Linked DNA regions of Homo sapiens: all the other regions are linked to region 2. Evidence: chromatin contacts called from ENCODE Hi-C or POLR2A ChIA-PET data. All regions are on one chromosome and are shown on one strand. The core of a region is the stretch at or near the end of the contact, and the rest is flanking DNA. Distances in the headings are between cores, read along the strand shown.

The links. A loop is a pair of places that touch in the nucleus more often than their neighbours do. ChIA-PET counts read pairs that join two places held with the same protein, here RNA polymerase II (POLR2A). Pooled maps may share reads with other maps.
Region 1: a map of OCI-LY7 shows a loop between it and region 2 (9-fold over the local background). The contact joins two enhancer-like sites. A Hi-C loop is called at or near these places in 1 of 168 maps with a recorded cell type or tissue (OCI-LY7), 4 of 37 single-sample maps with no recorded cell type and 9 of 50 pooled maps. POLR2A ChIA-PET finds 5 or more read pairs at or near these places in 4 of 52 experiments (HEK293, PC-9, WTC11 and 1 more).
Region 3: a map of PC-9 shows a loop between it and region 2 (10-fold over the local background). The contact joins two enhancer-like sites. A Hi-C loop is called at or near these places in 3 of 168 maps with a recorded cell type or tissue (Calu3, PC-9 and endothelial cell of umbilical vein), 4 of 37 single-sample maps with no recorded cell type and 16 of 50 pooled maps. POLR2A ChIA-PET finds 5 or more read pairs at or near these places in 2 of 52 experiments (HCT116 and activated CD4-positive, alpha-beta T cell).

The regions. Positions count from the first base shown.
Region 1 is chr6:150,394,286-150,397,953 of GRCh38, reverse strand. All of the region lies in intron 4 of IYD (iodotyrosine deiodinase), which reads right to left. Among named protein-coding and RNA genes, the nearest start is that of IYD, 27 kb to the right of the region's middle. Within about 2 kb of position 2,418, at least 2 of the 41 ENCODE cell types and tissues checked have a DNase peak (open chromatin) inside an H3K27ac peak, as active enhancers do.
Region 2 is chr6:150,812,118-150,815,812 of GRCh38, reverse strand. All of the region lies in intron 11 of PLEKHG1 (pleckstrin homology and RhoGEF domain containing G1), which reads right to left. Among named protein-coding and RNA genes, the nearest start is that of MTHFD1L, 52 kb to the left of the region's middle. RefSeq lists enhancers at 1,964-2,113, 2,354-2,453. Within about 2 kb of position 1,737, at least 10 of the 41 ENCODE cell types and tissues checked have a DNase peak (open chromatin) inside an H3K27ac peak, as active enhancers do; they include HCT116 and PC-9, where a contact is called at or near this core.
Region 3 is chr6:150,488,710-150,491,985 of GRCh38, reverse strand. No RefSeq gene overlaps it. Among named protein-coding and RNA genes, the nearest start is that of PLEKHG1, 110 kb to the left of the region's middle. Within about 2 kb of position 1,250, at least 4 of the 41 ENCODE cell types and tissues checked have a DNase peak (open chromatin) inside an H3K27ac peak, as active enhancers do; they include HCT116 and PC-9, where a contact is called at or near this core.

The DNA.
Region 1 (3,668 bases), core at 1,169-3,668, 420 kb after region 2:
TATCATTTCCCTGAAGTTGGGCAGCAAAGAGGCTGCCAGCTCAAGTAATGGCATCGTGAACCTCCCTGCCCCCATCAATCTCCCCACCCCCTCCCTTCTTTTAACCAAGCAGTGGCAAGCTTTTGGAAGAAGAAAAATACTATTATTTTTCATTGATGCTTAAGAAATAGGAATGGTTATTTTACAGAAAAATACTGTAGGAATCCAACTACAGTAGAGGAAAGGCAAAAACAACAGGGAGTTCCTTTTAGCTAAGGGGTTGGTCTGTGTCCTGGTACAAGAACCAAATGATAAGAGAGTCCACCAAAGCAGTGTCCTAGCCCAAATGCGACATAATTTTCCTACTAAATATACATATTCGGTTTTGTTTTTTGTTTTTTTTTTGAGACAAAGTATGGCTCTATCACCCAGGCTGGAGTGCAGTGGCATGATCTCGGCTCACTGTAACCTCTGCCTCCTGGGCTCAAGCCATCCTCCCACCTCAGTCTGCTAAGTAGCTGAGACTATAGGCATGCACCACCATGCCTGGCTATATTTTGTATTTATTTATAGAGATGGGGTTTTGCCATATTGCCCAGGTTTGTCTCAAACTCCTGAGCTTAAGTGATCTGCCCGTCTCAGCCTCCCAAAGTGCTGGGATTACAAGTGTGAGCCACCATACCTGGCCAATTTTCCTGCTAAATATTCTTTCCTGAACTCCAGTGATCTGCCTGGAATCTATGATTTGTTATCAATAACTCTAATATTGGCATTTGAACCCATATATATTTATGAACCCATATATATATGAACCCATATATAGATACATGCACACATGCACATATATGAATCTAGAGTGACTCAATATAGTTTCTTGCTGAAGGTCTCTTATACAACATCATCATATACTATACCTTGATTAACGAAGATTTCACAATACCTGAGAGACTGTTCTCAAGAATACATGCATCAAAAAACCTAACTGATTTCTTCTTTCTGTCATTAGCTCTACTTTATCATGGCGTTTCTTCTCCTTGATCATATCTTCACATAGTATTTGAACTTGCAATGGATAAATCTTAATTTTTTTTTTTTTTTTTTGAGACGGAGTCTCGCTCTGTCGCCCAGGCTGGAGTGCAGTGGCGGGATCTCCGCTCACTGCAAGCTCCGCCTCCCAGGTTCACGCCATTCTCCTGCCTCAGCCTCCCGAGTAGCTGGGACTACAGGCGCCCGCCACCACGCCTGGCTCATTTTTTGTATTTTTAGTAAAGGCCGGGTTTCACCATGTTAGCCAGGATGGTCTCGATCTCCTGACCTCGTGATCCGCCCGCCTTGGCCTCCCAAAGTGCTGGGATTAGAGGCGTGAGCCACCGCACCTGGCCAAGTCTTAAACTTTTTTGAGAAAATATTTACACCTTAATTTAGTGTCATTTTATATCTTGGTCCTTTTCAAGACATAGCTTTTACTCCATACTGAATTTTGTATGTCTCTAGCAGTAGAAACCTGCAAATACACAGACCATATTAAACAATTCCTCTTATTAATATTATTAATGTTAAGTTGACTTCTATTATTATTTTATCTTTCACTCTCTCGATGTGAGTACTTTGGTCTTATTATAGGTCAGGATTTTTTTAACTGGAATCCTCAGACCCCCAAAGGGCCAAGGATTGAATTTAGCAGGTCCATGAACTTGAATTTGAAAAAAAAAGTTTTCATATTCACTAACATCTAACTGAAATTTAGCAGTTTCTTCCTTTATAAATGTAGGCAGCAAACCACAGTAGTGTTAGCAATATCTATGACTTTATCACCAATGAAATCCACAGTTATTTTCATATCATTTTACAGTTGTTATAGATATTTTAAAATATCATTACATTCATCACTACTTTAAAATTATAGAGCTACGACTAGCTCTTGGTATTTAATATATTAATAAAGGCTTGTATATTATATTCTAAACAACAACCACCACGGCAAGTTCCTATGACTACAGAGCCAACCATGGAAGCAGAGCATCCCCACCCAGTGAGATGCTGATGCCCGTTGATAGGGGACTCAGTGGCCAAGGGGTACCCCATCGACCTCTTTCCAAGCCTCCAAATAACAAACATCTAAGTAAAAGCAATGAGTAGCTTCCAGACACTTCCCCGCCTGCCCCTCTCCAGCTTTTCCAATCAGATCACCACCTCTAAACCTGACCAGGAAGTTCTGGAAGCTGCCTCTACAAGACATGCATGGCGCGCTTATCAGACCCAGTCACCATACTGGAGATGCGGGCTTCATGGAGATTTTTCTTTCCTCCATCACTAATCATAACCTACTCTCGGGATTATGCCTTATGAAAGCTAGGGGGCAGCAAACTCAATGGCAAAGTGAAAAAGACTGCCTGCTGCAGAGGCACCTGGGCAGCCTTGTGAGCTGAGCTTGCTGCAGGCTTCGCTGCTTCTTCCAGGACCCTCAATCAGGTGGCGGTGCCTCGCAGTCTGATGCCGCATGGTGATTCCATTATTTACCTGCTTACAGATTCAGGAAGGAAATCAATGCCAGCTCCTTCAGGATAATTTTTCCAAAAACCTAAAACACATTTCAATGACTACATTTTGGGAGGTGTTATTCAACATACATGTTTTTCTTTGAGATAGTGAAGAAGCTCTCTTTTTTTTTTAATCCATTGTCTCTCAAAAGTATGGTTACTTGCTCTTATAATCTTGTTTTCTACATTTATTTTATGGGTTTACCATCTCTCTCTATCCACTACCCAGCCCCCAGTCTCTGCTAGAATATACAGTTCATCAGACAACTATCCCCAGTGGCTCCCAGGAACTGCCACGTAGAAGGAGCTCAGAGGCCAGGCATGGTGGCTTACGCCTGTAATCCCAGTACTTTGGGAAGCTGAGAAGAGTGAATCACTTGAGCTCAGGAGTTGAGACTAGCCTAGGCAATATGGCAAAACTCCATCTATACAAAAAATGCAAAAATTAGCATGGTGGTGCCTGCCTATAGTCCCAGCTATTCAGGAGGCTGAGGTGGGAGGATCACTTAAGCCCGGGGGTCAAGGCTGCAGTGAGCTGTGATGGTGCCACTGCACTCCAGCCTGAGTGACACAATGAGACCCTGTCTCAAAACAAAACAAAAAGGAGCTCAGAAAATATTTGTGGAGTGAATGCACTGTTGAGTGAATGCATGAATAGTTTGAAAACTATACAGCAATCCTGCTCCATTTCATGTTAGCATTGCTCTCGTTCCTATGCAGATGGAATTTTTGAAAAGCACATGACCTTCTTCCTAATGCCATGCAACGCAAACTTCTCAGAAAAGGGCCTCTATGAAGAGCCCTTCTCATGGCTTTTTAGTCATTCCATCATCTCTGAGAGCAACAGTAAACGTATCCAGGGAGTTAGCCTCTGTGACTTTTAGGCTCCAAAGTACTTCATGTGGGTCTGCCAAAACCCTTGAAACTTCATGTTGTTACAGATGACTGCAAACACAACACCAATTTTTCTAACTTGAAATGATGTTATAAGTGAATTCCCAGCTTGCTGAACCATCATAGTCACCAATCCAGGTTTCCAGAGTCAGTTTTCACATCAGAGTTACCTCACTTAGGAATTCTACTTTAGATTAAAAAAAAATTTCCAAATGTCCCTGAATTGAAAACTCAGCTGAAATGTTCTAATAAGGC
Region 2 (3,695 bases), core at 488-2,987:
AACCTACAAAACACTATGCTAAAAATAACTTTTAAAATAATTTTACTCTATTTTGCTACCATCTGTGATATCCCAGTACAAATATTTCGGCTAAGTGGCGATCACGTTTAGTGAAAAAGTGTGGGGCTTGGGGGAGCCTCAACACAGTCACCTTAGAGAAAACAAATGCTTCAATTTTTGTAACCTGATAGCTATCTCTCTCATACATTCAGAGTTTGAGATTATGAGTTGAAATTACTTGCAAACACAAATGTTAGCTCAGTCTCTCTCTGGGAAGTGCAATTACAGAAACATACTAATATATAAAATGCAAAATACCTTCACCTTTATTTTCAATTAATTTGGAGAAGAGTTAAATTTATTTACCACATATACTAATGGGCAATATGGCTATTTCCAAGAAGTTCCCTGGTATCTGTAAAGCTGACTTCAAGAATTTTTTTTTGTCTGGACATTTAATTTTTAAAGTACTGTTTCCAGGATTTCCACTAGGTGTCAGCCAAGGACCATCATTGAATTAAAAGAACGGAAGGCAGCTGGGAGGCTGTAACTAATGAGTTTCCCACAGCTGTGTTGACATTATTAGACTGGTGATACATTTCTTGATGTTTAAAATTTCCCACTATGCATTCATTTCACAGAAATAATAGAAATACATTTTGAAAACTTTAGGAAAATAAGAAATAATCTCGAGGAAAGATGTGGAAAGTTCACTTTAATGATAATCCTGCTTAAATAGAAAATTATGATTACATTATAGTGAATAAAGTATATTAGACAAGCGTGTTTGAGGCTGGGTGTGGTGGCTTGTGCCTGTAATCCTAGCACTTTGGGAGAGGCTGAGGCAGGTGGATCACTTGAGGCCGGGAGTTCGAGACCAGCCTGGCCAACATGGTGAAACCTCATCTCTACTAAAAATACAAAAATTAGCCAGGTGTGGTGGTGTGCGCCTGTAGTCCCAGCTACTCGGGTGGCTGAGGCACAAGAATACTTGAACCCAGAAGGTGGAGGTGGCAGTGTGCTTTTTCTTGTATGGAGATTGCACCACTGCACTCCAGCCTGGGTGACAGAGTGAGACGCTGTTTCAAAACAAAACAAAACAAAAAAAGGTGTTTTTATTGCCAGTGGGAATAATGTGGTTAGGATGCTCTTTGGAGCCAGATAGACCAATCCAGGCTTGGTCATGTACTAGTTATATAAACTTGGGCAGTTTATTTAATGTCTCTCAGCCTCTGTTTTTATTTTTTCTAGAATGGGAAGAATAAGAACTACCTCATAACATATTTTGGTGAGGGTGAAATAAGAATATAAAGTACTCAGCACAGTGTGTATGCTCAATAAGTTGTAACTGAAAAGATGTTTTTAGATAGAAAGGATCGACAACTTGGGGAGAAAGTACGATGTTATATTGACTATATTAACCATTTGAATACTTAAAGGGAACTTCCTGAGGCACACACGCCTAGCGTGGGAGAAAGACAGGTATGTAAGGGGGTCTCATTTTGTAACTGCCTTTCAGAATCTTGTTAGCAATTTTGATTTTCCCAGCAGACAGGTAAACAATGGGTGGGGCCCATCAAAGATACTCTGCCATTGCTCAGAAGGGCATTCTAAGGCACCAGGCCAGCAACAAAATGACTAATCATAAAGAAAATGCAGTCCCCTCTCTGCATGAGCTCCCTTTCATCTCATAACACCCTGACGAAATGAAAACTCATGCTTAGGTCCAAGTCCACACCTATGCACATTCATTTCCTGAGGACCAAATCATTGCTGGCAGTCCTGAGAACAAGCTTCAAATGCTTGTCAAAATATACAGAGAACAAAACAGACTGTCCCCTTTCTCAGAAATCTCAGCCCTTATTTTCCACCCAGTTCAATTTTCATGATCATCATCCCATTGTCTGCTCCACCTCACTCCTCCCAGCCCCAACTTGGACTGTTTCACCATCCATGTGAATAATCCACCCACCACCCTAGTTCCTTGACCACTTTCTAATGACCTTTTCCTCCACTCCAGAGCAGCAGCACAGAATCAGAGCCACCTCCAGAACCTGATCACACTCAAAACCGTCCCACCTCTAAGGCAGGACTCCAAAAGTCCCTTCTTCAATTACAGATTAGGGTATTTCCTTCTCTCTCACATTAAGTCCTGCTGAACCGGGCTTTATGACAATACTGCAGTCCCTCACCCCACGCCTCTGTCGCCAGCTGGTTTTCCTCTTCACTCAGCCTAATGTCATGCCCAATTACTGCAACTGCGTGCTCACTGGCACCCTCCCCACCCCCGCCCTGGGAACCTTCCCCTACCAGCTCTGCCGGTTCCCAACCTGGAGGAACCCACACACACCACGGTTTTCACCAGTAGTTTCCAAGCTGCTGAGCAGATTTTGAAATGACGTCATCACACTGATTCATGGGGGCCAGCCTCAGTTGGGTCTTTGATGTCTTTCACAGGCTATTCTAGTCATCTCTAGTGACTGGTCCATTTTGTTTTTTTTTTTTTTTGAGACAGAGTCTCACTCTGTCGCCCAGGCCGTAGTGCAGTGGCGTGATCTCGGCTCAATGCAAGCTCCGCCTCCCGGGTTCACGCCATTCTCCTGCCTCAGCCTCCCGCGTAGCTGGGACTACAGGCACCCGCCACCACGCCTAGCTAATTTTTTGTATTTTTAGTAGAGATGGGGTTTCACCGTGTTAGCCAGGATGGTCTTGATCTCCTGACCTCGTGATCTGCCCGCCTCCGCCTCCCAAAGTGCTGGGATTACAGGTGTGAGCCACCGCGCCCGGCCAGCAAGTGTTCTTCTGATCCTTTCCACTTTCCCTCAGACACCCCTGCTCTCTGCTTCACTCACTCAGCAGATGACTTTATTATCTGCACGAGTGAAATCGAACCCTTTGTCTTCCCCCAAGTCCACCTCAAAGTTCCTCTGTCTTTCATCTTTTTCTCCCTTGGTTCAGAGAGATGCTTCCAGCCCTTTCCAAGATGAGCCCCTATTCCTGTGTGTCCCATCCTCTTCCTTCCCACCTCCCCAGGCCCCGTTCCAACAAGAAGTGAGCCACTGTCTCCTCTCCCACCTTCCTCCTCCTTCCCTGCCATCTGCTCATGGACTCGGCATTCGAGCCAGACGAGAAGTCTTGCTTTGCTCTTGCCTTTCTCTCCAAACTATCATTTTTTCTTCCTTTTGTGAACTTTACATATAAAAAAGTCTATACCCATTCCGTTCCTTCTTAATCCCCCTTTTTCTGCAACCCACTGTGATCTCTCCCTTTTCTCTTAGTTGCCAAATATAAAATCTGCTTTTCTGTTTAAATCTCCTTGACCTCGGCAGCCTTTGAGACTGTGTCTCCCCCATCTCTGAGATGTGCTTTTTCCTTGTTAGCGCAGTGCCTTCTCCTCAGACATCCTCCCTGCCTCCTCTGCTACTCTTTCAATCTTTCTTTGGCTGTTCTCCAAATCCCCCCACCCGCTTGCTGATCACTTAGATGTTGGGATTCCCAAGGGTTCATCTTTCCTTTGCACATTTTTGTGGGCCATCTTATTAAACCTTAGGGCTTCAATTACTGCCTCTAGCAAGAGTCTCCTGATCCTTAGCTTCCAAGACCTGAATTTCCACCTGTGGCTGACCCTGCCCAGCAGCACGGGTGCCAGTGAGAGCAGAGGGCTCCTCTCTCTCACTCCCATCTCACAGGTTCCT
Region 3 (3,276 bases), core at 1-2,500, 320 kb after region 2:
GCTGGATACACACGTATTTCTTAGGCTTCCTAAACTCCTGAAATAGAGCAATGCAGGAACACCTGCTGAGAACGTGGGGAGGGGGCAGGGGGCTGCAACCTTCCACATCCAGGAAGAAACCAGGCTGAGGTCTCTGTTCTGGAGCCATTAGTGACATGACCTCAACTAAACATGTGAAGGACTTTTTCAAACATCACTTATGTCCCCTGACCAAATGTGTCTTGGGGTCTTCAAAGGTTCAGGAGAAGCCTAGGTTAGAGCTCAAGTATTCACATTTGCCCAGGGCTAGCACAGGGTCCATATTATTTCTATTAAGGAGATAGTTTAAGCTCGCTTGGCAAACTGGGTTAATGACTAACTGGGTTAAGTGACTCAGATAAAATCCCCACATCCTGACTTGTGGTTAGACATTTGACTACCTTTATCTCAAAGAGTTTGAATCTTTTTTTTTCTCGTTGAAGGTTTTGTAAAATAAGGTGCGGATATTGCACTATTTTACCCATCTTGGGGATAGTGAAAGAGTCGTGGAGCTACTGTAAGTGGTACATTGAATGAGCTGAATTCAGCATGATGTCAGCCAAAACCTCTGGACCCCAGTGAACTCACTCTGGACCAGTTGCTCTGCCTGCCTCTGGACTGAAACCTGGCCACACCACCTGGGGAGGGGAAGGGAGGAAGGAACTCTGAGCTGCCATATAGTCTCGATGGAGCCTCAGCTGACCCCAGAGAGTTTTGAAGTTGGGATGACCCTTCAGAGATGTCCCCATTTGGCAAGGGGCCCAGGCCTTTGTTCTCCCACATCTGTTGGCCAATGGCTGCTGGCCTCCCCAGGAAGGCAGCATGGCCTCTGGGAGCTGATAGCTGAGGGCTGTCTGCAGGCGGCAGTCCTAGCGGCAGGGCACCAACCCTTCATCCTGCCTCAGGACATCCCAGTGTCCATACAGGGAACTGGAGAAAAAGGGCACAATCCTTAGCTGGTACAGGTGTAACCTGCCATCGGAGACTTCTGGCAGATGTGCAAGTGCAAGCTCGTCTTCAGTGAGGAGCTTTTGGGGTTTCCCAAAAGATCCCTCCAAGGACCTCTGACTGCAGTTCCTTGCACAGACAGTGCTTCTCCGGCCAGCTGCCGTGGCCCCACACAGGCCTGGGATTTTTGTGTGCACTCCTCTGTGGGATCCCTCCCCTCCCAGGTGCTCCTTTAGCATAGGAGCTCCTTAAAGATGACTCATGGCTAGACAATGTCCCCACAGTTCATGTCCTGCTCCTTGGAAAAAGGTACCTTTGTCTCACTCTCGGTGACCAACTATGCTGGTTTTTCCAGGACCGTCCTGGTTTTAGCACAGAAAGTCTCACTTCCCAGGAAACCTTTCAGTCCTGGCAAACCAGGGTGGTGGGTCGCCCTAGAACATATGGACCTGAAACAGCCACACCTCTGCACTTCAGCTGCGGTGTCACACAGGAGGCTTTTCAGGTGTGAATTAAATAGCATTTCTTATGCCCATCAAACTCCAGCGACTTATGGAAAGCCTTCCAAATGGCCAGTGAAGCCCCTCCTCAAGGCTTGCGTGGTAGGGGAAGTGCACAGGCTATGACCCTTGAAGTCAGGGGAAAACAGAACATGAGGGCTGATGCTCCAAAGCAAGCCTGCCTCTCCCAGAATCCTCAGTGTCTCCTGACACCTTATTTAGCCTGGAAGTGGGTCATGGGCTACGGTTTACAAAACCTATCTCAAAACCCGCTGGTCCAGCTGCTGGGGGTGGAGTGAGGTGAACTCTCTGGGTATAAAGTCCCAGGAGAACTTGTGCTCAGTGGGAAATGGTTCCTAGAGGGGCTGTTAACCATCTTCAGAGGGAGGCTGGACAGGAATCTGCTTCTCAGCATCAGCATTCATGGCACCCTTTTTTCCTTCAAATTCTTTAGCTTTAGGCCAGAAGCTTTAGAGAGTTATGTATATAAAAATCACCCAAGGATTCTATTAAAAATGTAGCTTATCTGTTCTTAAACTTGAAAAGATGCTAACCTCACTTATAATAAAAGAAGCACAAATTAAAACTATAGCAAGACAATATTTCTAACCTGTCAAATCAGCAAAACATCTGATATTTTCTGTTGGTAATGCTATGGTGGAAATCAACACTCTTATGCATGGTTGGCTTTGTCCCTGAGGAGAGGCATCTGGCAATACCCAACACAATTATAGGTGCGTTTACCCTCTGATCCAGAAACCCACATCTGATCATCTATACTAGAGATACACCTGTACGTATAATAAATGACACATGCAGACAATCATTTCTTTTTTTTTTTTTTTTTTTTGAGACGGAGTCACGCTCTGTCACCCAGGCTGGAGTGCAGTGGCGTGATCTTGGCTCACTGCAAGCTCCGCCTCCCAGGTTCACACCATTCTCCTGCCTCAGCCTCCCAAATAGCTGGGACTACAGGCACATGCCACCACACCCAGCTAATTTTTTTTAAAATATTTTTAGTAGAGACGGGGTTTCACCATGTTAGCCAGGATGGTCTCGATCTCCTGATCTCGTGATTCACCCGTCTCGGCCTCCCAAAGTGCTGGGATTACAGGCGTGAGCCACTGCGCCCGGCTGCAATCATTTCTTGTCTCATTGTTTGTAATAGCAAAGGAATAGGAAATAACCCAAGTGTAAAGCAGTAAGATATACGTAATTAAACCATTATAGATCCACACAAAAGAATTTTGTGTAGTATAAAAAAGGCAATGGGAATATTTACCTATATACTACTAACATGAAGAGATCTTTAGGAAATAGTGTTAAATGAAAAAAATTAAATAGCAGGTTGTGTATATATATATATATATATATATATATATATATATATATATATACATAGATACTTTTGCAACAAACAAGGAAAAATATATATTAATATTTATGTGAATTTGCATGAAAAACAAAAAATAATGAGCAATGTAGGGGATAAGGGAGAAGAGGGTGACTGGGGACAGGACCTTAAGGATGCTGTCTAAATGCTTTGCTGTATATATACTTTACACATGGATTTTCAGACCATGTAAACTATGAGCTACTCAATAAAACAGTTTAGAACTATGTAGATGTCCAAATCCCCTTTCTTGAATTCTAATTTACCGATTCCAGGGCAAGGCTCAGAATTCCGTACTTTTGTAGAGCTTTGGAAGAAAACGAACCAAGGAATACACGCTGAAAAAGTCTCTCGAGGTGCTCTTTCTCCTACATTATTTTATTGACATTTTCACCAGAGCATTCCTTTTGGCTGAAT